Regions from separate parts of the Mus musculus genome. Here regions 1 and 3 are each linked to region 2. A link is a loop called in an ENCODE intact Hi-C map of the cell type or tissue named here. Cell type or tissue: heart. All regions are shown on one strand. Each heading gives the region's core, and the rest is flanking DNA. Links, peaks and the distances in the headings are about the cores only.

Region 1 (10,391 bases), core at 705-8,704, 64 kb before region 2:
CACCCCTCTCCATCCTCTGGCCTCCATCCATCGAGTATCTGTTGCAGGAGGAGCCAGCCTTTTGCTTCCTGACCTTGGGCTTCAGGAACCCTTGCACTAACTTGGGCTCTCTTAATAGGAAATGTTCATAGTCCCTACAATGTCAAGATAATTTTACACAATCATTTTTCTACACAAACACAGCACCTGGGGTTTTGGAAGTAACACACAGGCTCTAAAACTTAAGAGAGTTATAATGCTAGAGGAATGCTTGATATGAGGAGATGGATTAAAGTAAGTGCAGAAGTCAGTTTCTGAAACACTGTATATACCGACTACACTTTGGGGGAAAAAAGGTCAGACTACAACCAGTCAGCTACTGTAAGAGATAAATCATGAATGGCATAGGCCTATTCACAGAAGCACATTGTTTTAAATTCCAAAAGGGGGGGGGGGGGGCGGGACTGGAGAGATAGCTCAGCGGTTAAGAACACTGACTGCTCTTCCAAAGGTCCTGAGTTCAACTCCCAGCAACCACATGGTGGCTCACAACCATCTGTAATGAGATCTGTCGCCCTCTTCTGGTCTTCAGACACACATGTAAGAAACTGCTGTATACATAATGAATAAATAAATCTTTTTAAAAACCCAAAAGGGGAGAAGTGATCTAATGTTCATTTCAGATCCACACTAACTTCAACCCATTGCCCATTTACTGAATTGCATGGCATCAAAAAACATGTTGGATCCTGAAGGCACAAAGACAAGACAAAACAAAGAGTTACATGTCCAATAAATGCTGCGAAAGTATGTTAAGATATAGAAGCAGCCCACTGAGCACAATTATTGCCAGGAAGGGAATGGGACTGAGCAAAGCTTCTCAGGGGAAGTTACCCCTGAACTGAGTTCTGAGAGATGAAGAGAAGTTCCCCAGGAGAGAAAAAAGGGAAAATGTGCAAAACTATGAGGTCTGCCTGAGTGGTCCAGGAAGCTAGTTTTACTAGTAAAGTGGGGACAGAACAGCTGACAGGGTCAAGGACATCATGCTGCATACTATGACTGTCATAGAACAAATAAAAAAATGAAAGCTTAGGGCAGTGGATGACATTATTCTCCAAAAGACCTGATTCCCAAACAAACCCAAGAATAGACCTTTACATACTTAGCCAAATCCAGTAAGCTGATAAATGGGACAGGGGAAAGTGCAGTAAGATGAACTCTTATTCTCACAGGCAATTTAGTTACAAGTGCACTGATTCTAACCATTTAAAGAAGAAAGAGTTAAGGTTAAGTTGAGTAGTATAGTCACTCACTTCCCTAGGATATGGTAGGGAATTTTCAAAGCTGTTATTTTATCCCTTCTACCTTTACCCACTGGTCATGAGTGCTCAAATCCAAATGAAGTCTTGTTGTGCTGGTTAATTCTTGTTAACTTGACACATACAAGAGCAATCTGGGAAGGGGGCCCTCTGAATTGAGAAATTATCTCCATTAGATTGGCCAGTGGGCATATTCTTGATTAATGTTTGATGTGGGAAAACACAGTCTATAGTGGGCAGTATAACCCCTGGGTACTACTTCAGTTGCTTTGGCTTCCCTCAATGATAGACTATAAACTCTAAGATGAAATAACCTTTCGTTTGTTGGTTTTTCAAGACAGGGTTTCTCTGTATAGCTCTGGCTATCCTGGAACTTGCTCTGTAGACCAGACTGTCCTCCAGCTAAGAGATTCCCCTCTGCCTTATGAGTGCTGGGACTAAAGAAGAGCTCAGCCACACCCAGATGAAATAAACCTCTTCTTCCCCAAGGTGCTTTTGATCTCTAGAACACTGTCAACATAGTACATTTCCTTTTTCCTTGATGACTTTAGTGTATACCAATGGACAGAATTTAGACATAATCCAAATCGAGTAGGAAGGTAGAAAAAGTCAGGCCAAAATGCTCAGAAACATAAATGTGTTAACTATGATAAATAAACAAATACTCAATGCCAACTCAAAAATGACAGCCACTGACCTTGTCATAAAGAATGCAACTTGATAGTTAGGTAAACTAGGAAGGTGAATAACATGAATGCAAGAAACAGATTTCAAAGAATTCCCATAAATAAACATAATCTGAATGTAGGCCTGAGCTCTGACAGCATCACAACACTGCACCGACACTCAAATACAGAAAGCCAGAAGACTGGCAAGTAAAAGAGGAAGAACACTTCCCACTGGCAGAAATCTGTGAACTTGTGGGCCTTTCTGGGTGGTGGTGAACTGAAGAGCCAGCTCTACTGAGCAGACCTCATAACCAAGACAGGGCAACTTCAACTTCCCTTTCCTTAGGTTAAGGGTCCAATATGCAAATAAGCAGCATACTAACATTTATTCTTATCTGCTTAAAGAGCCACCGGAGTAAGTTTATTCAGTATGATAATCTGTAGTGAGCTCAAAGAACAATATTCTCATCTATTACTAAGACCCAATAAATAATCTCAACTGAAGCGGCTGCTAACTACTAAATAGTATGGGGGCTAGGGAAAGGCCTGCACAATCTTTACACCTTTATAAAGCTTAACAATACAGCAGTACCTGGGATAGACTATTTACTATTAACCATGAATGGCCTCATGCAGATAAGGCACATTATTTTAAATAAGCATAAGAGTTTCTTATTAACCTGATATCCTTGAGCATGAAAGTAACTGAAAGGAAAGCGCAGCATGCAACACCTTCATACACCTAAGCATGTAGACTCTCACCTCTTAATTTTTCTGTCTACCTTACAGGGAAAACAGCTGGTATCACTTACATTGACAAGAGACTCCTTGAACTTGATGTGAAGCCTGTAATTAGAAAGAGCAATGATGGCCTCCTCAGCACGGCCCACATACTCTGTGCTCTCTCCATGAAGTTCAAGGAAAGGAACCTGAAAAACAGAAGAAGAAACCTTTCAGAGTTCCAGAGCAGAAAAAATAAAAAAGCCAAGTCTTGAAAAATATGCCTGGTGAGTAAACTGTCAGTAAGCAAAGAAACAGAACCCTCTGCCCCACAAGTTAAAGCAAAAATCTAAAGGATGGCTTATACTTTATGTACCCAAGTTATAGACTTTCTAAGGAATGATGAGACAGATGATCATCTCAAACAATGAACTTTTAAGAAATAACTTGCAAAAAGGAACAATGTTTTCCAAGTACAGCTAAGGATTGTGTCTATTCTGCATTACTTCAATTCACTAGTTTTGCTCCATCATTACTATAAGGCTAAACACATATTACACAGTTTAAATTTACCTGAAGATTCTCATCCTCCCGAATCAGCTGCTTCCTGGGAAAGATCTGATTGGCCTGGATGCACTCAAGGCTATGCCGCATCTCTTCATCCTGGAAAAATCCCACAATGTTTAATAATTTTAAAACTTCTACTAGTCACCCATATTTGATTCTTCTGCCATGCCTACTTACATAATTATAAAACTAACCCAATGACCATTTTGAAACAAGCAGAAAAGCTCAAGAAAAAATACCTCCCTCCCCAAGTGTTTCATCTGATCTATTACTACTGCAATGGTTTGTAGAAGGGCTCTCCAAAGGCCTACATGTTAAAGGGTTTGGTGCTAGCACAAAGGACTGTCAGCAGGGAGCTAGAAACTCTGAGAGGCAGGCCCTCTTCTCTGTCTCCTGGGCTCCACCAGGTGAGTGGTCTTTTTCCATCACATGTTCCCACCTTGACATACTGCCTCACCGGTGACACACCCCAAATCCAGGGGTGGCTGACCAATACTGTTAACTTCTCTGAGGCATTTGTAATAAGGACACAAGTCTGACTGATAAAGATATCCCTAGCCGGGCGTGGTGGCACACGCCTTTAATCCCAGCACTCGGGAGGCAGAGGCAGGCGGATTTCTGAGTTCGAGGCCAGCCTGGACTACAAAGTGAGATCCAGGACAGCCAGAGCTATACAGAGAAACCCTGTCTTGAAAAACCAAAAAAAAAAAAAAAAGATATCCCTAATCTGAGGACATACTGATGCAAACTGTATCAGGTATTACCAGACTCTGAGTACCAAGATATTAGGATATCTGGTACATTTTTAAAAAATACAAGAAGCAGGTGTGTCACTGGGGGTGGATGGGCTTTGAGGTTTCAAAAGTTCTCAACTACCATTCCAGCACCATACCTGCAACCTGCCACTATGTTTCCACCATGGTCATGAAGAACTAACTAACCCTGTAGAACTGTCAGCAAATCCTCACTTAAATGCTTTCTTTTATAAGCTGCCTTTGTCATGGTGCCTCTTCCCAGCAACAGAACAGTAACTAAGACATATCCTTTATAATGTGTGGTCATCCTACTCCAGAGCTTTGGGGCAGAAGGAACCCCAAGAAGACTGTGCTGAGCACCACAGAGACCTCAGCAGTACCAGAAAGAGGACTATACTGCTGGTCATGTGGCACACAGTGAAGGGTAAGCCCTCAGTGCAGAACAGAGCAGCTTTGGTGTCCCACTGCCACTCGTGAGCACTGGTGTACATACCATGCCAATACCAGGAAAGCACATTTCCAGCTTATTGAAAACTATGGGCAAATAAAAACATACTTTAGATAAAAAAAATAGTAAGCTGGTTGGTTGTGGGCATGCCTTTAATCTCAGCAATCAGGAGGCAGAGACAGGCCAGCCTGGTCTACAGGGCAAGTTGTAGTACAGCCAGAGCTATACAGAAAAACCTTGTCTCGTATACTATCCATCCCCCACCCCTCAAAAAAAAAAAAAAAAAAAAAAAAACCTAAAAACATCATCATGCTTTGGGTACAAGATTAAATCAGAAAATTGTGATGCCCACAAATTTTGAGAATACTGGCCCACCTTTAAGAAGGAAGGAATTACCTTTTTCCTTCTTTTAATATGATGTAACTACACAACTGGGGGTGGGTGCTTTTTTACTTTGTTTTCAATTTTAATTTTGAAAAGCATTCTCCACAGGTCCCTAATGAAGCCTGAAATTAGCATGGCATTTTTTCTTTTTTTAAGATTTACTTATTTATTTTATGTATATGAGCGCACTGTAGCTGTACAGATGGTTGTGAGATGTGGTTGTTGGGAATTGAATTTAAGACCTCTGCTCGTTCTGGCCCAAAGATTTATTTATTATTATACACAAGTACACTATAGCTGTCCTCAGATGCACCAGAAGAGGGCATCAGATCTCATTACAGGTGGTTCTGAGCCACCGTGTGGTTGCTGGGATTTGAACTCAGGACGTTCAGAAGAACTGTCAGTGCTCTTACTTGCTGAGCCATCTCGCCAACTCATAGCATGGTATTTTCAATTACCACTTTGTGTACCAGCCAAAACACCTTAGGTAAGACAAAACAATACATACACACACACACACACACACACACACACACGCACGCACGCACGCACGTGCACAGATACTAGACAATCTAGAGAATAACTTCCCTAGCCCTCAAAGCTTTACTTATGTCCTTATGACTACTGAGAGGTAGCTGGCTGTGCTCCATCTCTTCCATCTTTTCTGCCTACTGTCCAGATGCCACTGAAATGCCCATTGTTTTCTTAAGTGAAATGTATGGCAGGATGTACACAGCTACCTCACCTGCCATCGGGTCAACGAGTCTTGAAAACACAATAGGAAAGGAAGGGAACTGCTTCCATCTAATAAATTCATATAGAATGTGTGTTATGTGTGATCACGTATGTTAATTAGCTCAATGTACCATTCTATAGTATGTGTTTATTTTGTAATACATTTTACAATGAATGTTTCCCAATTCTGCCAATCATCTCCACACACCAAATAAACACACAATCACTTTCACTATGCCTTGATTCCTACGGTTACTTTAGGGAAAGGGAAGAAGTAAGCCTGGGGCCTCACATAAGTGACAGCATGTGGTTCAGCACTGAATTATACCCCAAACCAGTTTCCTAGTAAAGGAAGAAACGAAAATCCTGGACTCCAAGAAGTAGATATTTCAATCTCCCTCCATTAAACTGCGCTGCATATGCAGCTCTTCTAGTCATATTCGACTGGCACTGAGGATCCAACAAAGGAAACAGAGATAAATTAGGGAATAGGAAAAAAATGAAATTATTTCTTACAAAACAGAAAGAGATGTTTAGTGTTCACTATTATCAAGAGTCTGACTCTAATTTCCTTATTTCTGGTACTTACCATGACCAGGCCAGGTCAGGAGCGGCTGCGTCCTTCTCCAGTCTCTGACAAGGCTACTCTTTCTCTTCTGCTTGAGACCTTTTACTTTAGGAAGGGGAAAAAAAAAAAAAGCAAATTTAGCAATAGTTTTTCCCCTAATTGGCCATACCTTAAATGGCTATACTGCATATACACACATGAAAATTGACTGGAGTCAGCCCAGAAAAAGTTGAGTATCAGCCAGCTAAATTCTCACCATTGGTTCCAAACTGAGTAATACCTTTGTGAAAACATTATTAACTTTAACTAGTTCTGTAAGTAATGTGAAAACACTGATATTCCTGTGTTGACAATAATTTTCAACTGTTACAAACCTTGCAGAAAGATAAAACAAGCAATAATTAAAATCAGCAAACACAGTATTCTACTAGTGTTTCAGGATATCTCTGTAGCTTATCTTAGAAAGTGGATCTTCCCATCTATGGAAACAAACTGACTTGGGTAGAATATAAATCAATTACCTGATTATTTCATATCCTGTGCTTACTGAACAATTATGTAAATAGTTCACCTGTGTCTCTAAGAACAAAAGAACACCCAACTAGCAATGCAAAGATGGTCTACTAAGGTGCTGTCACCTCTCCTTAGTAAGTCTTTCTCTGTGTAGATTAGCATCAGACACACCCAGTATTTTTGGTTGCTGAAGTTTGATTTAAAAAAACAAAAACAAAAGATGGCATTGGTGGGAGCCCCAACCTTAGGCACTGTGAGAGCAGCACTAGGTCACTGAGAGGGAATATCGGAGGCCAGGCTAGTGCCGCTGCTGGGCTGGGCTTTAATAGAATACTCTGGAAGACAAGGGGCAAGGAAGCCACTGAGATCCACTGGAAGTGACAAATCCAACAAACACTAGACTTACAAGCCAGCAGGGACACAAACCAACAGTGTGCCAGACTCCCCAGTCTTACTGACGGTGAGAGGAAGTTCCTCAAGCCTTGCCTTAGCAAACACAAACAAGGGCTTCTCACTGACCGATGGACACCCAGAAGAAAAGTGGATTCCTCACCCCATAAGCCACAGGGGAAAAGAACACAAAGAAACCAAGGTTGTTGCAGATGACTATTACTTGTCTGGCTGAAGACAAGAGCATCGTCCACACATTTAAACTACTGTTTTTGTTGTTTTATGCAGTTGTAAACTGAACCCAAAGTCTGATTACATGATAGGCAAGTCTCCTGTGACTGAGCTTATATACTTACAACTCAAACTGCTCTATCTTAATCAACATAAGAGATAAATGTGATATATTTTCATACTATTAGATAACTAAAACTATAACTCCAGTGCCAAGACATAAATGCCAAAAATATTGATAGAGGAACTGGGGAGATGGCTCAGTCATTAAGTGCTCAACTTAAAAAGTGTAGGACCTGAGTTTGACGCCCAGCACCCATATAAACAGCTGGGCAGAGTGGCACACACCGGCAATCAAAAGGCTTTGGAGGCAAACAGGAGCATCCTTAGCACTCACTGATGTGGCAGTCTAGCCTAGCTGGTGAGCTGCAAGCTAATGACAGCAGCAAGCAAGGAACGGATGGCATTCCTGAATATGCTAAGATTCTCACACATGTATACCTGCCCACATACATATACAGGCATGCATTTTAAATTATTCCCTGTGTGTAGAATGTCAGTGGAATATAAAGAACCTGAAATCCTCAGGAGTACATCTTTGTGAAAACAGTTTGCTGTTCCCAAAAGAGATATATGGTCACATTTCCCACCAATATTACTCATGGGCACGTGCCCAACAGACTAGAAAGCATGTCATATGTCTACACAAACTTGTACACTGAGAAGCTGGGCTCAGTAGTATGCATCTATAGTCCCAGATACACAACTATCACTTGAGTTGGAGACCAATACAGCAAGAACCCACCTCAAAAGTGAAAAAGAAAAACAGAAATTGAAAAAATTTAAAAATTAGGTCAGGCACGGTGGCATATGCCATTAATCCCAACACTTTTTAGGAGAGAGAGGAAGGTAGATCTCTGTAAGTCAGAGACCAAGCTAATCTATTTATACTCCAGGACATCCAGGGCTATGCAGAAAGATTAATTCTTAAATTTAAAGATTATTTTAAAACTTGTAAATAAACATTCATGCAGCATTATTCATAATACTCAAAGAATAGAAACAACTCAAATGAGTAGCAAACAAAAGATGAACAACATATATAGAATGGAATCCTTTTCAACAATAAAAAGGAAAGAAATAGTGACCCATGAAAGCATGGATAAAAAACATTAGGCTACCTGAAAAACTTGGGGCACAAACTGCTACAAATTCAAATACTAAGAGGTAAATACAGAGAAACAGAAAATAACATTGCTAGTACAAGTACTGAGAGAAAAATATGGAGTGACTTTTGTGGGTTCAAGGTTGTATTTATGGGGAAAGGGTGGAAATCTACAATTACACAATGAGGGTTGTACATGTGAATATACTAAACACCACTGAGCTGCGTACTTTTTTAAAAGGTGGACTTCATGTGATCCGAATTATACCTCAATTAAAAGGTGGATAAAAAGGCATGAATACATGCACCCTAAGTGTAAATAATTTTACTGCAAAGAAAATTACAAAATGAACTGAGCAGCGATGACCTTAATTCTAAGCACATAGGCTACTGGCTCAAAAGACTAACTACGATTTCCTCCTGAGGAAAAAAACAGCCACTTTCAGGTCTAAAGCCAAAAACTGTACAAATTACTATTTTGTGTGCCTTATTAGATCTGAAAGCTAGGGAACTATCAAACCTCTAACAGGATGTCAAAAAGACTCGGAGAATCATATATGAGTATGAAATTAAGAGAAAATAAATTAATCTTTTAAAAGCTGATTTGGGACTTGAGAGTTGCTCCCTGGTTAAGGACACTGTTACTCTTCCAGAGGACTAAGGATATATCATACCCAGCATTCCTACCAGGCTTGCCTCACCTCCAGGGGAGCCTGCTGTCCTTAGCCTCCAAGAGCACTCGTGTGACATAAATTAACACTGACACATACAAATACACATAATAAAAAATAAAGTAAGAGGCAAGAGAAACGACTCAGGGGTTTAGAGCACTGGCTGCTCTTCTAGAGGACCTGAGCTCAACTCCCAAGGCCCACATGATCACTCACAACTATCTGTTAACTCCAGTTCCAGGAGGTCTGATGCCTTCTTGTGGCCTCCATGGACATCAGTCATATGCATGTATACAGACATATACCCATACACATAAAATAAAATTAAAAGTAAATGTTTATTTTTCAAAATATTTTTTTCTAAAAAAGGACGAAGAAGATCTGAGTGAACCTAAAGAGAGAGGTTTACTGGTCAATGGAGTAGTTTCCACGAAAAATAAAAAAATTAAAAAAATTAAAAATAAATAGTTAAGTTCAATCCCCAGTAATATATGCTTGGACACACGCCTGGCCTTGATCCCACCCAGCCCCCACTTCCCCCCCTCTCTCCCCTATGTCTAACAGGATGCCAGTGTGTTAGATCCTGCATTCAGGGAGACTATACTCCAATAAAATAGACAGAAAAGAGCCCGGCATGGTGGCGCACGCCTTTCATCCCCAGGTGTGTGCCCACTGCTGCACCTCACTGCCAGGTGTTTGTGATATTCGTTGCTGGGGAAGAGTCGGAAAATTTCCCCAGCAACCACAGCTGGGGCCAATCCGGAGTTGCTGCACCTGCACCAGACTCTTTCCTTGTACCCCTCCCATACCTATTTCTTGAGAATAGATATTGTTTAGATCTGGAAATCCCCTACTCTTTCCCCTTCTCCTTTCCCCCCTGAGGGCCTATAAAAACTGGGACCCCTTTCCCCTCTGGGTGGACTCCTCTACCCCTGCGTGGGATATGAGTCGTCCCCAGAGCTCTGGCTTTCCCCGAATAAAGCCTCATGTGGTTTGCATCAAGCTTGGTCTCTCATGAGTTCTTGGGGTTCCACTATTATCCCGAGACTTGAGTGAGGGTATCCTTTTGGGGGTCTTTCACTTAGCAGGCATGAAGTACCAGTTTCAATCTCTACCACTAGAGGAGAGGGTCCCAAAACATGTGCTGGTTTTTTTTGTTGTTGTTGTTGTTGTTGTTGTTTTTGGGGTTTTGAGGGGTTTTCGAGACAGGGTTTCTCTATGTAGCCCTGGCTGTCCTGGAACTCACTTTGTAGACCAGGCTGGCCTTGAACTGAACTC
Region 2 (10,391 bases), core at 1,629-9,628:
AGAAAAAACTAACCTGCTTTAATGTCAGAATTACAAACTATAATTGGTAAACTGCTAGTATGAATGCATGGAAGTGGGTTCTAACATGTTGATGGAAAATTAAGATGTCTATCCTATCAATATGGTACCTTCAATACATCCAAATGTTAAAACACCTCTATTTCAAGGGATGGAGGTTCTAAGCATTGTTCAAAAAAGCAAAAACAACAACAACAAAAGAACAACCATATCCTTTGACCTGAGAAGCAAACTTACAAGATTAGGAAAACAGCATAGCTGCAGAAAATGTCCACACAAGTTCATCAGAGCACTATTTAAAAGAAAATTTAAGGCAATGTAAATTAACAAAAAATTATTGTAAACTATGGTTATAGAATATGATCACAGAATAATCTCCATCATGAGAATATAAATTTCCCATGGAAAGCTTTTCTTGTAAGTATTCCAATTGATAACAAATTATAAAAGAGTTAATGACTGTTAAAGTCAAGTCGACTAGACACCTCTACTTTTATGCATTCTCTAGGAATGATTCAACTGGTTTGACACTGGGTTGGTTGCTTGGGCTTGGGAATGTGTTTTGTTGGCTTTTTCTGACAAAATCTCCTGTAGCCCAAGCAGGCTCTAAATTCACTAGGGATAAAGTTAGCCTTAACTGATCCTCTTGCACCCACCTCCCAAGTGCTGAGATTTCACAGGTGCACTGCCACACCCAGCATATCTTGTAGGATTTTTACAATGAACATGTACTATAACATTCTGAATCAGAAATAAATTTACTTTAAAAGCAAACTATATGAGAAGAAGAGATGTGAGGAAAGGGGGGAAAAAAGAAAGATGGAGAGGGTAAAAGCGGGGAAAGGTAAATATATCTTCCATCCTATGTGGAATCTAAATTTAACAATATACATGTTATCATACGGATATATGCATATGTGTGTGTGTGTGTGTGTGTGTGTGTGTGTGTGTGTGTGTATGAATGACATGAAGTCAGAAGAGGTGGAAAAAGGGTACCATAGGAAGTGGGGAGCAAAGGGCAATGGGCAAATGAATTTACATGCAAAGTACAAGGTTATATAAATGAAATTATTTTTACACTAAGAAAAAAAGACATTTTTAAGCTAACAAGATAGTTCAGCAGCTGAAGAAGCCTACTGCCAAGAATGACAACCTTAGTTGAAATCTTGGGATCAACAAGAAAGATAGAGAAAACTGACTTCAACAAGTGGTCCCCTGACCTCTACATGCCCACCTACATACCCATACCTACACATGAACACACACAATAAAAATATAGCAAAAGCCAGGCAGTGGTGGCGCATACCTTTAATCCCAGCACTTGGAAGGCAGAGGCAGGCAGATCTCTGAGTTTGCGGGCAGCCTGGTCTATAGAGTGAGTTCCAGGACAGCCAGGGCTACACAGAGAAACCCTGTCTTGAGAAAAAAAAAAAAAAGAATATACATATATACATATACATATATATAATTTAAGCCTAAAAGAGTTACAAGGGAGATAGCTAATAGATAAAGTGCTTGCTACACAGTCATGAAAACCTGAGTTCAATCCCTAAATAACACCTAAAACTTTGTGTGTTGGTGGTTCGTGATTATAATCCCAACATTGGAGAAGAGGCCAGCTGCTGGTCAGTTTAAACAAACTCAACTACAGTGCACTGGTCCCAAAGAGAATCTTTGTTTCAAAATACAAAATGAGCAGTCGTCAAAGACTGGCACCAAAGGCTAACTTCTAGCCTCTGCTCAAATGCACATACATACATACATACATACATACATATATATACTGGCACATATGGATGCAACCCTAGAGGTCTCACTCTGTAGACCAGGCTACACTCAAACTCAGAAATCCTCACGCCTCTGCTTCCAGATTTAAGGTGTATGTCACGCCCAGTACAAACTTAGATAATAATAATAAAGAACTCCCAAATCAAGTTTTATCATTAGCAATGTACTGACTTATCCTTTTTAATGCTTTTTTTTTTTCAGTAACCACACTGACTTCATTACCCTGCAATATGCCACTTGCCATTCAGAAAATACAGTTCTGGGGCTGGAGAAATTGTAGAGGCCCTGGGTTTGGTTCCCAGAAACCATATGGAGGCTTATAATCATCTGTAACTCCAGCTCCAGGGGATCTGACATCTCTCTGACCTCTGCAGGCTCCTGCACATACATGGTATACCCACATACATACAAAATTTTAAAAACTTTAAAAAGAAACAAAAACACACTTCTATAACTTTTACACAGAACATGCTAAGCTCTTTGCTCCAACCACCTTCCATCACAGCTCCAAAATAAGAAAGAGATCAAATACAGTGAAGTGTATTCCACTTGATCCTTATGGCATTTGAATTGATGGCTTTACTTCAATTCCAGTTCCCAACAAGAACTCACCCTGCAAGACGGGCTCCACTCTACTGCAGCCCCTGCAACCCCATGACTCTTTCTGTAACAGATACAAGTACTCAAGGGTTTCTCCACTTCAGCTGCCTTCCCAGTGGCATCAGGAAATTCTGCATTTAACATGTTCCTGGTTGACTTCTGCTCACTAGCCAATTGTGTTTACTGGGAGGTCAAGGATGAGACAGGGTTTCTCTGTGTAGCCCTAGCTGTCCTAGAACTCACTCTGTAGACCAGGCTGTCCACGAACTCAGAGATGCACCTGCCTAGGCCTCCTGAGTGTTGGGATTAAAAGCATGAGCCACCACTGCCTAGCTAGACAATTCAACTCTTTCATGAAAAACTTTTTAAAAAAAGAATTCTAATGCAATAGGATTCTATCATTACATTATTTAGCTTGTTTTTTATGTGCCATTCCATTGCTCTTCCCTCACAACCTGTGAAATAAGAAAACATTGTTCTTCCTTTAATAATGAGGGAATGTTCTATGGCTTGCCAAAAACAAAAGGGCTAAGGAGCAGCACTAGGCAGACTTGAGACTTCCTGAGCTATCCACTATCACACTAAAACAATCTTTATTTTTATCAAATAAAACTTTAAAATGTCAACTTTAAAAGGCTTTTGTTTCTTCATACAGTACAAAAAATGAAAATGAAAGCACACTAGTATCAAGATCGCAAAATTAAGATTAAAAATAGCAATGGCATGTAGTAGTCTTGAATTACTGAGAACCTTAGCTCAAACTTCATTTTAAATTGGTTTCACTGATTATGAAATTACATAAAATTCACCACCAATGCTCTAAGGAGCTAGCTTAGGAGATAGAAGCACTGACAACCAAACCTGCAACCTGAGTTTCAGACACACATGATGGAGAGAATCAACTCCTACAAGCTGTCCTCTGACCTACACATGTTCACCATTGCATATGTGCACCTACACTCATACTCAGAAATAGACATAATTTCTAAAATATAAAAACAAATTCACTATTTAAAATATATAACTGGGTAATCCGTAAGAAACAACTAGACATAAAATGTGCACAAACTTCTCCCAAACATTCTTAGAATTGTGTCTTCATACCAGATTATGAAGTGCCCTCTGTGAAATTGACTCGATTTCAACATAAAGAGAATTACAACAGCATACGAGTACTGTTTCTGCATACTTGCAACATGCACTCAATTTCCTGAGCATTTTTGGGAAATGTATAAAATCCATAAGCTAAAAGCAAAACTCAAGAACAGAATACTCTTTCTGGAATCTTAGGACAAATTTATAAGAGTTTTATTTCTTTTTGAGTTTCTCGTGTGTGTGTGTGTGTGTGTGTGTGTGTGTGTGCATATGTGTCAGTGCACACATGTGGAGGTCAGACAACTTAGAGTTTTGTTCTCTCCTCCCACCACATGGGTCCAGGGGATCAAACTCAAGTTGTCAGCCCCTGAAGCATGTGTCTTTACCCAGTAAGCCATCTCTTCTGCTTCTGTTTTCAATTTTTAAGATAGGATCTTCCTATAAAGCCCTGGCTAATGTGGTACTTGCTTATGTGGCTGGCCCACAGTCATCTCAAACTCTTGGAAATTTTAGCCTGAGTTGTTATTTCTTTTAAATACCCATATTTTTAAAAAATATATACTTAAAATATGTAAAAACTTGGCCTCAGTATGAGTTCTAAATTATGTAAATGAGGAAACTTGAGTACAGAGAAGTAATATCCCAACAGCCATTAATGCCACAAATGATCCAGATATACCCAGCAGCACAGAATGGCCATCTGTCTATACCACCTATAAAGTCAGTAACATGTGTCAACACCTAAAGTTTTAAATGCATTAAGACTTAAAAAGAGAATGAAAATCCCTCTTCAATGTAAGACATCAAGTAATTTTTAATAACTAACTAGTGTTTCTCATACCAATACTATTCATTTGATTTTTTTAAAAAATCTGAAAAGAAAATTCTGTGAGAACTATGGTAAGTAGTGGGGATTATCAGGAAACAAAACAGACAAGGTTTCTGGTGTTAGTGAACAACTGGGTGAGCCTCTCTATGATATGTCAGAATACAACCCTATGCAACTGTTAACACTTTCTTCCACCTCTTCCAAAACTGTAACAATCCTCAACACACCTTTGAAATATGAATTTATCTCTTGGTAACTCAGAATTCCACTTTATCACAGAAAGCAAAAACTAGTGCTGTTAAGAGGGTCTTTAAACTGACTTTACCATACCTCACAGCCTGGAGCAAATTTCAAGAACTTGTCACAACCTACAGTACACCTTCCAGGTCCACAACCCTGGTCTCAAATGACTGTAACACACCCTGCTACCCTCCACTTTACTGGAAACCTGAGCCAGATGGTTTAGAAGTAACTACAATGTTGGCATGTTAGAAAGCACCTTTAGGACCCCTCTGTGGGCCAGAAGCAGACTTCAGGCCTCACTTCCTTTATTTTCCTCTAGGTTTTTGGACATACGTTCAGCTATACAACATTTAATTTGATAAAATGTGTTCTGATGCCTTGTGAACAAATTCATTATGCTGCTCACAGTTACCTAAAAAGTAAAAATGGTAGGGGTGAAATATGTCTTCATAGGCAATCACTCTAACCTTCTAGAAGCTTCCAAATTTAGTTTAATAACATATTGCATAGTGTTTACCCACAACGGTGTCATTCTGTAAACTCTTCTACTCAGTCAAGCATGGAAAAGAAGTCTTTCACTGGCCATCAACGCATGTTATTTGGTTTCCAAGTAAAAAACACAGAAACATTGCAGAATCTCAAAGAAGGCCTCCTTCACATCCCCACAAACAAGATCATTTTGATACAGAACCATCTACCATTCAATCGTAACTTCTGACGGCTCACTGTTCACAAGAGGAACGAGGCTGAGCCTCCACTACAAGAACACATGCACTTTTAATACAAAAAAAAAAAAAAAAAAGACCCTAAATGTCAAAAAGCCAAGTGGATGTCAAGATAGTAAGAAGAATAAAAACGTAAACTTCATTCTGACAATGACTGAACATTAATATCTAACAGAAACCTGTGTGTAAAACTCACAAGTGAGATGATCTGACTCCTGGTGGCCTAACAGAGTGTGCAAACTCTACTTCCAATTTTTGAAATAAGTTTTCTGGCCCCAACAATACCATCTTGGGTCATGAAATGCAATACATCCAGTACAATTTCAACCCAAGAAATAATACTGATCTTTTGCAGAGCTACTTGAGCAGTGTTCCCCGAGCTCCTCCAACCACCCCTGGACCTTCGTTCCCCTTCAAGCACTACCAGGTCAGGAGGATGCCCTGCTGCAGTTAGGCTGAGGCCCGCACAGCTCGCCCGTGGTTTCCAACAGCACGACCTCCGGCCTCTCGCCACTAAGGACTCCCACGGTCTCGACCAGGGCCTCGGGCCACACGCTCACCTCCCGGAGGCCCGGGAGCGTTTTCCAGGGCGCCCCAGCCGCAGCTCCCAACACTCCGAGTGTTACCCACCGCCAGGTTCAGGATGGCCGCCGAGCTCGGCGACCCCGCCTCCCCCGACTCGCCCGACCGGGCCTCGGTGCTCCATTCTGAGAGCTTGCCCCGGGAGGCCGCGGCCAACCCAGCCCTCGGCCCGCCGCCGCCTCCCCGGCCGGTGACAGCCGCCGCACTCGGCCCAGGTCCGCCCCTCCTCCAGCACCTCCTCGCCACCAGAGCCGGAGGGTGGGCTTCTTACCAGGCGGCAGGACATGGCGAGGCCCGCCACCGCAGGGCCTCCTCCGCCACCCCAGGAGGCTGCCAGCCAGGGTCGGCGGGGGCCAGCGCCTGGGCCGCTGGAGCGTCTCCGCCGGCTGCTCCGCCGCCGCCGCCGCCGCTGCCGCCGCCGCCTTCTCACAACCACAACAACATGGCGGCAGCGGCCACACAGAGCGCGCTCCCGAGACCGATCGGAGCTGAGAGCGGGGGCGCGCGCGCACGCTCCGGCGCGCTGTCCGCTGTGGGATGGGGGGCGGGGGGGAAGACTGGCCGTCACGGGATGGGCGAGGGCGGGGCCTGGCTCGTTGGTCACGCCCCAGGATGTGGGCGGGGCTGCAAGTCACCAGACTGTGGCTGCAGAGAAGCGTCAGGAGGAAGAAAAGAAAAATGAGAAGTGAATAAATAAACCGTTACGAATTAAGAAAAAGAAAAACAAGGTTTAGAAAGATTTTTCAGGCTTCTTTTCCAACTTAATGGACCAAGACAGCACTTCAGCTTACTCTACTTTCTATTAAAACTAAGAACAGTAGTGATATTATATCCCCAGCAAGTATAGTCAATATAAAACTAACTTAATACCGTGCATGTAAATATAGTGTGCTATAAGTTATGCCCAGAATACAAGTTCAAACTGCCTCAACGCCAGCTCCTAATAAAAAAAACCTCAGTGCTCAAAGAAAAGCAAGGGGGAAAAGAATCCCTACTTTGACTGGCCTCCAGAAGAGCCCCATAGTCTAACACTGTAATACCTTATTTTAGGTCAGCAGTCCTCGGGGTCTCAAATATCCTGAACCTCAGATATTTACATTATGATTCATGGTAGTAGAAAATTACAGTTATAAATTAGCGAGGAAAGTAAGTTGGGAGTCAGCATACGTGAGGAACTATATTAAAGTCACAGCGTTTAAAGGTTGAGATCTACTGGCTTAGGTCCTAACAAATCCTCAAAGATATTTCACTTCCTTAGATGAATTTTAACATGACCTTGATTTTTTATCAGAAGACAAGTAAATGAAATTTATCCCTGTATTTGTTAAATTGTTTATCTCCCCCCCCCCATTATTTGTTTCTTTGTATTCAACATTATTGCCTCTCTGCCCCCACTGGAGTTTAAGAATAATTAGAAAAAAAGGATGCTGTCTTATTTGTCATTATGTCTCCAGAACCTAAAATTGCACAACACAATAGCCAGACAAATCTCCTAATTATGGAAGAGCAAGTGTTTATATTTATCTAGTTGAATCTTCATAAATGGTCAGGCCTATCTTTATTTTACAAACAAAAAAAAAGTAAAACCCAGAATAAGTTGAATTTAACTTAAACTTCAAACCCAGGCCCAGATAACAACACAAACTGTCCTATTACTCTCTGGGCTACCCACCACATCACAGAATCTCAAGGAAGGTCAAGGAAGGCACTACATCACAGATCAGTTAGCAAAGACTTCCCACCGCCCTCCAAGGACCTGTCTTCCTCCTCTTCAATGCAGCTGATTGTGTCTCCGTTTTCACCTTCACTAGAAAAGCACAGGCTAAATTGGAAGTACAATGATTGCACCTCTTGGGTCAAAAAAAAAAATCTTTTGGTAGTGATAGCAGTAAACTATACACTTTCATTTATAATCCACTGTCCTGGTTTCCCTTTGTGTATATTCTCATGGCCTTTGTGGGACAAGAAAAAAAAATAGAGCATCAAATAGATGGACAACAGGACACACAGAGTAGACAGACAGACTGCCAGCAGTGGGGAACCTGAACTGGAGCTAGCACTTCACTGCCAGGACAATCCCTGCTGGATGGCTGGACACTGATAAAGTGGCTCCAGGTAAACAACTCAGGCAACAGGAAATTCACACCTGCTCCACCAATCCCACAGCTCCCACAGTCCACATGGAAAGAGCACATGGATCAGCTTGTCGCTTGCCTCTCTGTTTATCAACAATAACAATTTGCTTTTTGATCTGGAGTGAGAAAGGAAATCTTTGACTGAATCCTCGACCAGTATTTAAAATGTTTGAAGAAATTTTACTGTACCCTTGAATTCATGGTGTGCACCGAATCTTTTAGCTTGCACCAAACCACTTCAGCCTTAGATGTAGATGAAACAAGAAGGCCAGAGTTTGAACTCAAGTGATCTGATGTTGAGGGACATCTGTGCACATCATACTTCCCTTCCTCTCCACTCCTGGAAGCCTGGAAGGCAGATATTAGGAAATTGTCTCTAAATACAAAAGAGCAAACTCTGCATGGCCTGGAAAACTCCCTTTGTAGGGGCTGAGGATACAGCGTGTGTGTTGAGCGCACACCAGGCCCTATTTTTAACAAGCAGGAAAAAAAAAAAAAACCTTTCTATATTCAAAATAAGATTACAGTGACATTGATAACATTTAAGGAGAATATAATTACTTCAGCAAAAATGCCTGAAAGTGATCATTTTCTTAAAAACAATGTAATGCATATGCCATTATCAAAATCGTTACTTTTATTCTGTATTCAGTGGTAGGAATCTAAAACAAGGCAAGCATAGCACTGTGTGTGCTTGAATTAAAATTTCCAGTAAGTATAAAAATATCTCCCAGGATTTTTCTGACAGCACATGGTACCCCTACTGGTGGAAATGGATCCATTTCATTCCCGTTCTAATTCAGTGTAGAGCAATGGCTTTTGAAGCATGGCCCACAGGTTCTTCAGGTAACCTGAAACGCTCAGGGCTCTATTTGGTTCAAAGTCTTTTCATAATAATACCAATTAGTAGCTTGTCTTCTTATCATGTTGATATTTATACCAATGGCACAAAAGGACCAGGTTCATTGCTGGTGCTTTGTCCCAATCAAGGCGGTGGTACAGTGTGTTCCACTAGCCATTGTATCCTTAACAAAGTGGGCTGGTACTAAACAATATGGCAGTTTCACTTAAGAATGTCCTGTATTGGCCGGGCATGGTGGTGCACGCCTTTAATCCCAGAACTCGAGAGGCAGAGGCAGGCGGATTTCTGAGTTGGAGGCCAGCCTGGTCTACAAAATGAGTTCCAGGACAGCCAGGGCTATACAGAGAAACCCTGTCTCAAAAAACAGAAACAAAAAAACAAAAAAGCAAACAAACAAAAAAAGAATGTCCTGTATTGAGGAAAAAGGGAGGCCTAATTTTATTTGCTCTTTGACGGCAAGCCTTTCACTCTTCCAGATGGTGATATGGAAATTCCATATAATGCACATTTTTTTAACAGGTTATTGAGCTGAAATTCACAGGTCAATTAGTCATGTTAAAGCAAACTAACCAGTGGCATCTAATACCACCCCAGTGTCCTGTACCCCCTCTCCCACCCCAGTGTCCTGTACCCCCTCTCCCACCCCAGTGTCTTGTACCCCCTTCTCCCACCCCAGTGTCCTGTACCTCCCTCTCCCACCCCAGTGTCCTGTACCCCCCTTCTCCCACCCCAGTGTCCTGTACCTCCCTCTCCCACCCCAGTGTCCTGTACCCCCTCTCCCACCCCAGTGTCCTGTACCCCCTTCTCCCACCCCAGTGGTTCTGTACCCCTCCCCTTCTCCTCCCCCAGTGCTTTCAGAACTCTCAAATAAAATGTGATGTCCTACAAGCAGCTGTTTCCTAAATTACCTCGAGGAAGGAACACTATTTTTACAGGAAAGAATGGTTATCATGCAACATCCAGTTTCTCATATTTGGTTAGTTGGCTTGTCACCAAACATATATTATGTTTCTGACAAATACAACTTATTGTACTTGTTACCAGTGATAAAATTACTGCTTAATTATGATTTTCGGGAATGTGAATGTCCTATCATAAGTCTAACTGCTTCATGAGACATAAAGTCTTTTCTATTGAAGGTTGGGCATACCTTTATTCCCAGCCCTTGGAAGGCAGAGTAAGGTAGGTGACCCTAAGTTCAGGGTCAGCCTTGTGTGAAGAGCAAGTTTCAGGATGCAGAGAAACCCTGTCTCAAAATGAAAGTATTTTATACTGAGATGAGTGGTAATACTGGCAAAAGTGAATATTTCATAACACAGGATGAAATGAGCCAAGAGAGTCAGATAAACCAGTGAACTAATATTTTACATAGGATCAACTCATGCTACCAGACGGTACCATTCCAAGTGGAAGACAGACCGATGAACTTTAGTGCAGCAGAATGCTAGAAGTTCATTGGTACAAATTACCCAGCCAGAAACTTTAGACTCTGGCAAGTCTTAGTACATTGAGGA
Region 3 (10,391 bases), core at 1,282-9,281, 110 kb after region 2:
TCTTCTGGAGTGTCTGAAGACAGCTACAGTGTACTTACATATAATAAATAATAAATCTTTTTAAAAAAAAAAGAAAGAAAAAGAAAATTAGCTGTGCCAGGCAGTGGTAGCAGATGGGAAGCAAAGGCAGGTGGGTCTTTGTGAATTCAAGACTATCCTGGAGTACAGAGAGAGCTCCAAGCCTACTAAGGGTATATAAAGAGACCCTGTCTCAAGAAAAAGAAAGTTATCACGTATAAGCCTGAGCGCTAGCCAGTGAGCCACATTCTTCAGTGGTTTCTGCCTGAGCTCCTGCCCGACTTCCTGCAGCCATGGCTGTGACTTGGATCATCAGCCTCTCTCCAGGCTGTTTGGTTCAGGGTTTACTTTTTCTTTTTCTTTTTCTTTTTTTTTTTTTTTTTTTTAAGATTTATTTATTTATTATATGTAAGTACACTGTAGCTGTCTTCAGACACTCCAGAAGAGGGCGTCAGATCTTGTTACAGATGGTTGTGAGCCACCATGTGGTTGCTGGGATTTGAACTCTTGACCTTCGGAAGAGCAGTCGGGTGCTCTTACCCACTGAGCCATCTCACCAGCCCTTCTTTTTCTTTTTTTTAGCTCTATTGAATTTTATTTTATATATACTGGTGGTGTCCCCATGTGTGTATCTGTGCACTATGTATGTGTGGTATATAGTGCCCACAGAGACCAGAAGAGGGCTTAAATCCATTGGAACTAGAGTTACACAGTAATGATGTGGATGATGGAAATTGAACCAGGATCCCCTGGAAGGGTAGTCAAACCTCTTTAACCGTTGGGCCAACTTTCCAAACTCCAAGAATGTTTTATCACAGTCACAGAAAAGTAGCTGGTAACACACCCCAATCTTTGTAATGTCTGCAGGTCTACACTGATTTCTTCTCCTTGATTCAGTGCTAAGAATGGCACATAGGGCTTTGCACATGAACTGCTAGGCATTCGTTCTAAGGCTGAGCACCCCCATCCCTGAATCTTCTTGAATTAACGACTCTTAAGGCCCAATGATGTCTGGCACTGGAGAGATGACTCAGTGGTTAAGAGCACTGACTGCTCTTCTGAAGGTCCTGAGTTCAAATCCCAGCAACCACAGGGTGGCTCACTGTTGGGAACTAAAAAGGGACATAGGGGATGTCCTGGGGAAGGGGAGACCCACACCCTGCCAGAGTTCCACCTATTCTCTGGTCAGTCAGGCATGGGAGGGCTGCTACCTTCCACTCATCCCCGGGTGGGCATCTAAGCCTCTGACCCACTCTTGGGGGGGGGGAGTGGCAAGGGGCAGCGCTACCTGGAAGCCCCAGATCTAAGCCCACCGGGGTTATGGGGAGAAAAAGTTGAGGGAAGAGGTTTCCAACACCGGTGAGAGTGAGTGCAGCGGATCTTGACTGGAGCACAGGAAGGCTGTCAGATTAGAAATGGCTCATTAGGAGAAAGCCTGTCCCATCCTCCAAGCGCAGTGGGCCCTGATGAGCAGAGACAGTCTATGGTTTTAGAGCTTTATTATAAAAATGCAGGGGGAAAGAGAGAGAGAGAAGGCTAGAGAGAAAGAGGGAGTAAGAGGGAGAGAGAGGAGAGGAGAAAACAGAGAGAGAGGGAGTGAGAAGTAAGAGAGACAAGAGATCAGATCTCGTTACAGATGGTTGTGAGCCACCATGTGGTTGCTGGGATTTGAAATTATTGCTAAGTCTAATTGACCTCTGCTTCCTTCAGTTCAAATGTACTGACAGAATGTCATTTGCCCTGATCCCTCCCCCCCTTTTTTTGAGACAAATTTGCATAGTTTTGGCTGTCCTAGAGCTAGCTCCATAGACCAGGCTGGCCTCAACTCAGAGAGATCTGCCTGCCGTCGTGGCAAACCTCTGGAATGCTGGGTTTTAACACTGCCATGCACGACCACTGCCTGGCAGACAGGCCCTGACTACAGATGCACAAGTAGAGAAACTAGGTAATTTTAGGGTCTCTCCCACCGCTGCATGGATTTCCCGGTCTGGATCAACCTTCAGAGAAGATTCTGGATTATCTGGCTCTCTCTGGCTCTTACAGGTTCTCGGGGATTGCCTGCAGGTGAGTCATTCACTTCCCCAGGATGATTTATTTATATGTGAGCACGTGTCTCTGTCTGAAAATGAACCGTGCCCAGGGAAGTCAGAGGAGTGTGATCCTCTGTAGCTGGCCAGTTGACTCACGCATAGTTTCAAACCCCAATTCTCTGCAAGAGCAAGTGCTCTTAACCAATGCGAATTTTCTCAGACCAGGTTTGTTTGTTTTTTTTGTTTTCGAGACAGGGTTTCTTTGTACAGCCCTGGCTGTCCTGGAACTCACTCTAGACCAGGCTGTCCTCAAACTCAGAAATCCGCCTGCCTCTGCCTCCCAAGTGCTGGGACTAAAGGCGTGCGCCACCACACCTGGCTTCAGACCAGTTTTAAAGTCACAAAACCCTCTGTGCAACAGATCATCTTTATTAACCCCATCATAATTATAATGAGGCGACTCAGGTCCAGCAGAGTTGGGTGTGGCCCTTGGTACACTCAGCTAAGAACTGCTGGGCTTGGGTTTAATTTCACACTCATAAACTGATCTTTCCATAAAGGAACCCCACAGGAGGCTGTGGCCCAGAGACATGGAGACTACCAAAAGCCACTCAGCAAGTTAAAAGGTAGAAGAGAAGACTTCAGCCTGAGACAGGGATTGAGTCAAGACTCCCAGGGTAAGACTTTTTCCTAGCTGAGACCATGGTGCTTTCCCATGGCCAAGAGAATCTTTGTGATTTAAGAAGGGGGGTGGGGGGGACTGCAGAGGTGGCTCAGTGGTTAAGAGCACTGGCTGCTCTCCTAGAGGACCTGAGTTCAATTCCCAGCACCTACACGTAGCTTACAACCATCTGTACCCCCCAGTTGCAGGAGATCTAATGCTTCCTTGGGCACCACAACACCCATTTATATTAAATAAGAACAAAAGACTGGGACTATTGGTTTAAAGATAACCTCTATTCAGGCTGATGAGTTCAAACTAGGATTCTTGGGACGTGAATGGAACAACTCCAAATGGTAGAGTCTTCAGGAGTTTGCATGGGGCTTGGGCACGGTCTCAACTACCAAGCGGAGATCAGGAAGTTAATAAAGGACTCGTGCAAAAGCCGGTCTCATGAGCACTTTGCATTTATTTGCTGACAGCTGTACTCAAACACAGCAGAAGTGAGTCTGTTTGTACAGTGGAGCCATAGCTTGCCCACACACTGGCGGTCGGTGAACGGCAACTTGAAACTCATCCTTAGGCTGAGGCCCCAACTCCAGGCAAACAGCTGACCGGCGACTGTTCCTTCGGGTCCCACAGGGGCAGGGTGTTACTCCTTGTTCTCATACTTGTGCTTTATATGTTTCCACAGTTTCTGCATTTAAAACACAAGGCAGTTCACCGTTAACCTTTGTCCTCACATTTTACAATAACTCTAGCTGTCCAAAGAGAAGAGCAGAGAAATCAGTGTTGAAAGAGTTAACAATGTAGCTGAGCTAGACGGTGGCGGTACACCCTTTGATTCCAGCATTTGGGAGGCAGAAGCAGGTGGGCCTCTGAATTCAAGGTCAGCCTGGTCTACAGAGTGGGCTCTAAGACAGCCACTACACAGATAAACCCTGTCTGAAAAATCAAAATCCAAACCAAAACACACAAAAAAGCAACATAACAAATCACTCCTACTCCATTAACCACACTAGGTGGGAAGGGAAACCAGCACTTGTACAAGACAGTAAGATAGGTTGCAAGAACGTCCCAGTTTCTTCATTATTAAAAAACAGCACCTAGAAAATGCTTCCCCCACCCCCACCCCCAAATTTCACATTGAGTCACTTTTTATTCTTCAGACCTAAAGTGGTTACACAATTCCCATTCCTAGAAGCACGGGAAAATGGGGGAATTCTGACAGTGTACTTAAGACAACTTTCGATACTTGGAAATGCTTATAAAAGATCAGAGTGGGGGCTGGCGAGATGGCTCAGTGGTTAAGAGCGCTGACTGCTCTTCCAAAGGTCCGGAGTTCAAATCCCAGCAACCACGTGGTGGCTCACAACCATCCGTAACGAAATCTGATGCCCTCTTCTGGAGTATCTGAAGACAGCTACAGTGTACTTATATATACTAAATAAATAAATCTTAAAAAAAAAAAAAAAAAAAGATCAGAGTGGCAACACTTTCATATGGACAGGAAGCTACCCCACCAGAGGAAATACAGCAACTAGTAGACAGAGCCTGTCTGGGCAGCAGGTCAGAGAGCCCTGAGGGGGCTGGAGAGACGACTCAGTGGCTAAGGGTACTCTGGTTGCTCTTCCAGAGGACCTGCGTCCAGTTCCTAGCACAGATGATGTACATGCAGACACAACATAAGCAAATAAAATTAAAACAACAAAATTTAAAAACAAACCAAAAGAGGTAAGAAAGGAAGGAAGGCAAGAAGGAAGGCCACTCAGTGAAGGAGCTGGTCGGTGGTGGCTCAGGCCTACAATCCCAACACTCAGGTGGCAGAGGCAGGAGGGTGAGTCTAAGGCCAAGCCTTGTCTACCATCTAGCTCCGGGACAGCAATAGCTACACAGAGAAACCCTGTCTCGAGAAAAAGAAACCAGTCGATGAACATGCTGGCCATCAGTAACATACCTTCCCCAATACTCTCACAACCTTTGACATAAAACATGCACAGAGTGTGGGACAGTTAAGTCAAAGAGGGCTCGCCATTTCCTACTTTATATTCATCCCCACATTTTCCCAGGATGCTATCTTTCAGTGGTATCATTAAGTATGAACGGTAGCACCTCATCTGTATCCCAGGATCTTTGATCCACTATGACCTTTATTCAATACCACGGTTAAGTGCTTTAAGTCCAGTATTGCCAGTTAGGGCTTGAGGTTTCATAGTCTTCACGTTTAATCCAAAGAGCCTACGTGGGCGGCCTTCGGAACTGAAACATCAATTTTAAAAGGTCAGCCACATGGTCTAAGGAGACCTACTTTTAACGACTGCCTTGCTGAAATCTGCCCTTGAAACTAGCAAGGACGGCAGGGGTCGGAGTTCCAACTCACCACCGACTTAATGGAGTGGTTCAGACCCGTAAGTCCTCTGATGTCTCAGGAGTCAGGAGTTAGCTTTCGCAAATGAATATGTGGAACTGTGTGACAGGACATACCAATTAGGCCTCGCACCATGTCAAGAGAAATAGATGTATTAACGGGCACAGTTCACCCCAGACCTGGTAAGACTTGATTGAGTTCCGTCCTACCTCCCTCCCAGTCACCCTTCAGGCGGGCCCAAGGTCAGGATGGCCCAGGCCCTCACCCCCTCGTTGATGTGCTCGTAGATCGCGTCTGCGCCCTGATCGAAGGCTCGCTCGAAGAACAGGGCGCCCACTGCGATGGTGAGGGCAAAGGTGGAAGTTCTGCGGAACAGCAAGGAGTACAGGCGCGAAGGGATCGTCGGCGACGACATGTTGCCTCACTGCCGAACTCGCGCCACTGCGCTTGCGTAGAACCCAATGTCTTGCTCCAAAAGTTTCAACGCGCCCTGCTTTATGGGAATTGTAGTTTCTCTGTATCTCAGAGTCGACATTTTGAACCATTAAAGAAACTGATAATGTGCACAGGGTAACAGTTTATTACAATGTTCATATTCCACACAACCAAAATTTGATAAGACTTATTTCTCAGTTTTTCTCCTCAACCATTTCCTGCGTTTGGCTATTTTGAACTACAAGTCCCGAAAGCCCCTTAGCTTACCCATCTTCCCCAGTGCTGTCTCGCCTTCGTATTCCGCCTTCTCGGTACCTTAGGAAGGACTACAAATCCCAGCGAGCAGAGCGCAACGCGAGGACTCAAGAGGAGGAGCCCGGAACCAGGTATCTTTGGTGAGACATCCGCGTCCAAGTTTTAGGCTCTTTTCCCAATCAGAAGAGTAGGCATTTCATTCTAAGTCCGCGCTATCCGCTTTTTCTGGCATGGGGAGTGAATACAGAGGCAGGGAACCTGAGTTTCTGTGGCTGCATCTCGACTCTCTGCCTAACGTCCTTTGAACCTACTCCAGATGTAGGTTTGGGGGTGGCAAAAGTCGGGTCCTGCAGTTCTAACTCTTAAGCCACGTCTCAGGGGGGAAAGTGGCTTTGCACTTGCTTCCTGTTCTCCAGAGCGTAGGCTTTAAAGCCAAGAACCCCGGCTTCGGAGATGGGTGACCTGGTTGTAAAAGGCACCGTACTTTTCTGAGTATCCCCTCGGGGTCTTGAGATGATCCCCAGTAAAAGAAAGGTTCCCAGCTCTCCTGGAGCGCTCTGGCCGTGGTGCGTGGGCGATGGGGAAGCCCAGCACTTCTGGAAACTAATACTTTGTAAAAGAGAAAACCCAAATGCTTGGACGGATTGCTTGCTCTTTAAACCTGAGTAGCCGCTTAATGGAGGACTGAATATATTGTAGCAGGGTAAACAGGATAATGTTTCTAGAGGCAACTGCACTGCTGGGGTGCTTGAGAAAGTGTAGAGTGGCCTCTAATGAGTAGGTGGCCTGAAGTCATCTCTAGTCTGGCCTTGAATCCCGTCCTGGGTAAGGAGTCATTCTTTTCCTAATTGCACTAGGGAGTCACTGAATGGGTTTAAGCTGGAATGCTTTGAGGTCTATTTACATTTTAATGTTATCGTTCTGACTTCTTGCTAGAGCAAAAACTGAAGAGAAGAAATTGCAGAGGTAGGTAATTTAGAGTAGAGAGGTTTAGAATAATGGTCAGATTTGAGATGCATTTTGGTAGGTAGGATAGACAGAGCAAGCTAGCAGAAGTGTGCAAGAAAGGTAGAATTAAGAGGTGGGCTCGGTTGTGGGTGCCTTTAGTCTCAGCACTCCAGATGCAGGTGGGTCTCAGAGTTCAAGACCAGCCTGGTTTACAAATTCCAGGACAACCAGGGCTACACAAAGAAACCCTGTCCTGAAAAACCAAACCAAACCAAGAAACAAAAATAGGAATTAACATCTAGAGATAAATTAAGATTTGACTACAGAGACTAAATGGTTTGTGTTTGTTTGTATGGAGAAAAGGTTTTACACTTGCTCTGGCTTGCCTGGAACCAGCTACATAAATCAGCCTGACTTTTAACTCCTGGTGATCCTCCTGTCTCTGCTATCTCTGGAAGGCTAAAATTATAGACAAGCACTATCATGCCTGACCTGTAAATTGTGTGTTTATAGATTTGGTTTTGGTTATTTTAAATTATGCATATGTATGGGAGGTTAGGGGGTGACATGTGCTCCTGAATGTCGGTACCCACAGAAATCCAGAGGAGGGTATAGCATCCCCTGGAGCTGGAGCTGGAGGTTATGAGCTATCAAATGTGGGTGCTAAAAACCAAACTCAGGTCCTCTGTTAGAGTATTACATGCTCTTAACATGATCTCAAGCTCTGTAAGTTGTGTTTTGTGTGAGTTGTCCCTTAGATATGAAGTAGAAACATCTAGAACAAATGGGGCTATGATTCTGAGGTTCAGAGGACCAGTGTGAGCCTGGGATAAGGACTTCAAACTGGACATGATGGTATAGGACTATATGCTCCCAGCACGAGGGAGGTGGAGGCAGGAACAGAAGTTCAAGGTTATCTTCAGCTACATTATGTATGAGACCAGCCTAGACTACATGAGCCTCTTCCTCTTAATTAATTACTTAGTCAATTTAAACCCAGAACTGATTTCTAGGCCTACCAGGAAGTGGTGAGCCTTCAGGAAAAGACTGCTTAAGCTTTGTTGAGCATGGACAGGAGACCTACAACAAACCGATTTGGTTGATGGCAAGTTAGTTCAGAAGGCAGGGAATTAAAGGTGGTTTGTTTTGACTTAACTTTTATATTTAAAAGATTATTTTTAAAAAGATGTAGCCGGGCGTGGTGGCACACACCTTTAATCCCAGCACTCGGGAGGCAGAGGCAGGCGGATTTCTGAGTTCGAGGCCAGCCTGGTCTACAAAGTGAGTTCCAGGACAGCCAGGACTACACAGAGAAACCCTGTCTCAAAAACACCAAAAAAAAAAAAAAAAAGATGTAGTATTTTTATCTTATGTGTATGAGTGTTTTCTCTACCTTTGTATATATATGTGTACCACATTTGTGTATTGTATCCCCTGAAGATAGAATTATGGAGAATTGTGAGCTGCCATGTGGGTACTGAGGACCAAACCCAGGTCCTCTGCAAGAGATACAAGTACTCTTAACCCCTGGGCCTTCTCTCAAGCTTCGTTGTTGTTGTTGTTGTTTGTTTTAAGATTTATTTATTATATGTAAGTAGACTGTAGCTGTCTTCAGACATTCCAGAAGAGGGCATCAGATTTCGTTACAGATGGTTGTGAGCCACCATGTGGTTGCTGGGATTTGAACTCAGGACCTTTGGAAGAGCAGTCGGTGCTCTTAACAGCTGAGCCATTTCTCCAGCCTCCTGTTGTTGTTGTTGTTATTATTATTATTATGATGATGATGTTTTTGTTTCAAAACAGGGTTTCTCTGTGTAGTCCTTGCTGACCTGGAACTCACTTTATAGACTAAACTGGCCTCAAGTTACAGAGATCCGCCTGCCTCTGCTTCCCAAGTGCTAGGATTAAAGGCGTGTGCCACCACTAAGCTCCATATTATTATTATTATTATTTAAAGATTTATTTATTTATTTATTTATTTATTATATGTAAGTACACTGTAGCTGTCTTCAGACACTACTATCCGAAGAGGATGTCAGATCTCATTATAGATGGTTGTAAGCCACCATGTGGTTGCTGGGATTTGAACTCGACACCTTTGGAAGAGCAGTCAGTGTTCTTAACTGCTGAGCCATCTCTCCAGCCCTGTATTATTATTTTTGAGACAAGATTTTATTATAGAATTCTGGTAGACCTGGCAGAAATTTGCTTTGCTCTGTAAACCATGCTGGCCTCTAACTCAGAGGTTTATGTGTTTCTACCTTTTGTGTGCTGGGAGTAAAGGCATGGGCCAGCATACCCAGAGAGGTTCTACTTATTTAAATAGGTTTGTTTGTTGAAATAGGTTGTCAACACGTGGGTCAAGACTCCTTTGAAGCTGGGCGTGGTGGCGCACGCCTTTAATCCAGCACTCGGGAGGCAGAGGCAGAGTCGGATCTCTGTGAGTTCCAGGACAGCCAGGGCTACACAGAGAAACCCTGTCTCGAAAAAGCAAAAAAAAAAAAAAAAAAAGATTCCTTTGAGTCAAATGGCCTTTTCACAGGGGTTGCCTGAGACCATTGGAAAACACAGATATTTACATTATGATTCATAACAGTAACAAAATTACAGTTATGCAATAGAAATAAAAATAATTTTATGCATGGGATCACCACAGCATGGAGGAAGTGAGTGAAAGAGTCACAGCATCGGGAAGGTAGAGAACCACTGACTAGGGTCACTACCTAGCCTGGCTGACCTGGAACTTGCTCTGTAGACCAGGCTGGCCTCAGCTCACTGAGATCCAACCTGCCTCTGCCTCCCCAGTGCTAGGATTAAAGGCGTGCACCATTGTGCCCAGCTTTCATTTTTCCCTTTTTTTTTTTTTTTCTTTTTTTGGTTTTTCGAGACAGGGTTTCTCTGTCTTGGCTGTCCTGGAATTCACTTTGTAGACCAGGCTGGCCTTGAACTCAGAAATCCGCCTGCCTCTGCCTCCCGAGTGCTGGGATTAAAGGTGTGCGCCACCACGCCCGGCTGCCCAGCTTTAATTTTATTTTTTAATCTTTCAAGTTAAAATTTTCAGTTTTTAAGGGACTGGAGAGATGGCTCCATGGTTAGGAGCACCTGGGTCCAATTCTCATCACCCACATGGCAGCTCATAGCTGTCTGTAACCTCGGTTCCAGGAGATCTGACACCCTCATTTAGACATACATGCAGGCAAAACATCAATGCACATAAAATAAACATGTTTAAACATAAAATAAAACTTTTTTTCATTTTTTAGGAACATGGTGGCACACACCTTTGATCCCAGTAACTGAGAGGTAGATGAGGCATACCTCTGTGAGGTTGAGTCTAGCCTGAGCTACATAGCAAGTTGTAGACCAGCCAGGACTACATAGTGAGACCCAGTGTTAACTTTTTTTTAAGCCAGGTGGTGGTGGCACACACCTTTGATCCCAGCACTTGGGAGGCAGAGGCAGGTGGATCTCTGATTCTGGTTCAGCCTGGTCTACAGAGCTAGTTCCAGAACAGCCAGTGCTACATAAAGAAACCCTGTCTCGGGGAAAATGAAATTTCGTTTTTTAACGGGATTGTTGAGCCAAGCATCGTGGAGCTTAGCTGTAATCCCAGCACTCTGGGAGGCTAAAGCAGAAATAATGAAAGTTTGAGGCCACCCCTAGGCTATGGACTGAG

The links. Peaks named below come from ENCODE experiments on the same cell type or tissue, not always from the same donor. Only the 100,000 strongest peaks of a DNase experiment are listed, where the experiment ranks them.
Region 1: a loop joins it to region 2, with 2.0 times the contacts of the local background. A loop is called at or near these places in 5 of 42 quality-filtered maps.
Region 3: it touches region 2 in a loop (2.2-fold over the local background); 3 of 42 quality-filtered maps call a loop at or near these places.

The regions. Positions count from the first base shown.
Region 1 is chr11:4,525,058-4,535,448 of GRCm38, forward strand. Mtmr3 (myotubularin related protein 3) reads right to left here. Exons shown (of 19, transcript NM_001373897.1): 2 at 6,165-6,248; 3 at 3,260-3,349; 4 at 2,779-2,895. The coding sequence starts at 6,167. Among named protein-coding and RNA genes, the nearest start is that of Mtmr3, 65 kb to the right of the region's middle. In heart, for the core only: a CTCF peak has its summit at 5,151 (motif pointing right); no DNase peak of the experiment used is centred there.
Region 2 is chr11:4,588,452-4,598,842 of GRCm38, forward strand. It overlaps Mtmr3 (myotubularin related protein 3), which reads right to left and starts at 6,339. Exons shown (of 19, transcript NM_001373897.1): 1 at 6,152-6,339. In heart, for the core only: CTCF peaks have their summits at 5,541 and 8,773; a DNase peak (open chromatin) is centred at 6,400; H3K4me3 peaks cover 2,474 bases; H3K27ac peaks cover 2,151 bases.
Region 3 is chr11:4,698,815-4,709,205 of GRCm38, forward strand. Uqcr10 (ubiquinol-cytochrome c reductase, complex III subunit X) reads right to left here and starts at 5,530. Exons shown (of 2, transcript NM_197979.3): 1 at 5,343-5,530; 2 at 3,154-3,406. The coding sequence starts at 5,492. The coding sequence ends at 3,362. Zmat5 (zinc finger, matrin type 5) reads left to right here and starts at 5,842. Exons shown (of 6, transcript NM_026015.3): 1 at 5,842-5,907. It overlaps Gm51883 (a long non-coding RNA gene), which reads left to right and starts at 1,630. Exons shown (of 2, transcript XR_003949632.1): 1 at 1,630-2,082; 2 at 2,609-3,378. In heart, for the core only: no CTCF peak of the experiment used is centred there; DNase peaks (open chromatin) are centred at 5,517 and 5,847; H3K4me3 peaks cover 2,755 bases; H3K27ac peaks cover 2,190 bases.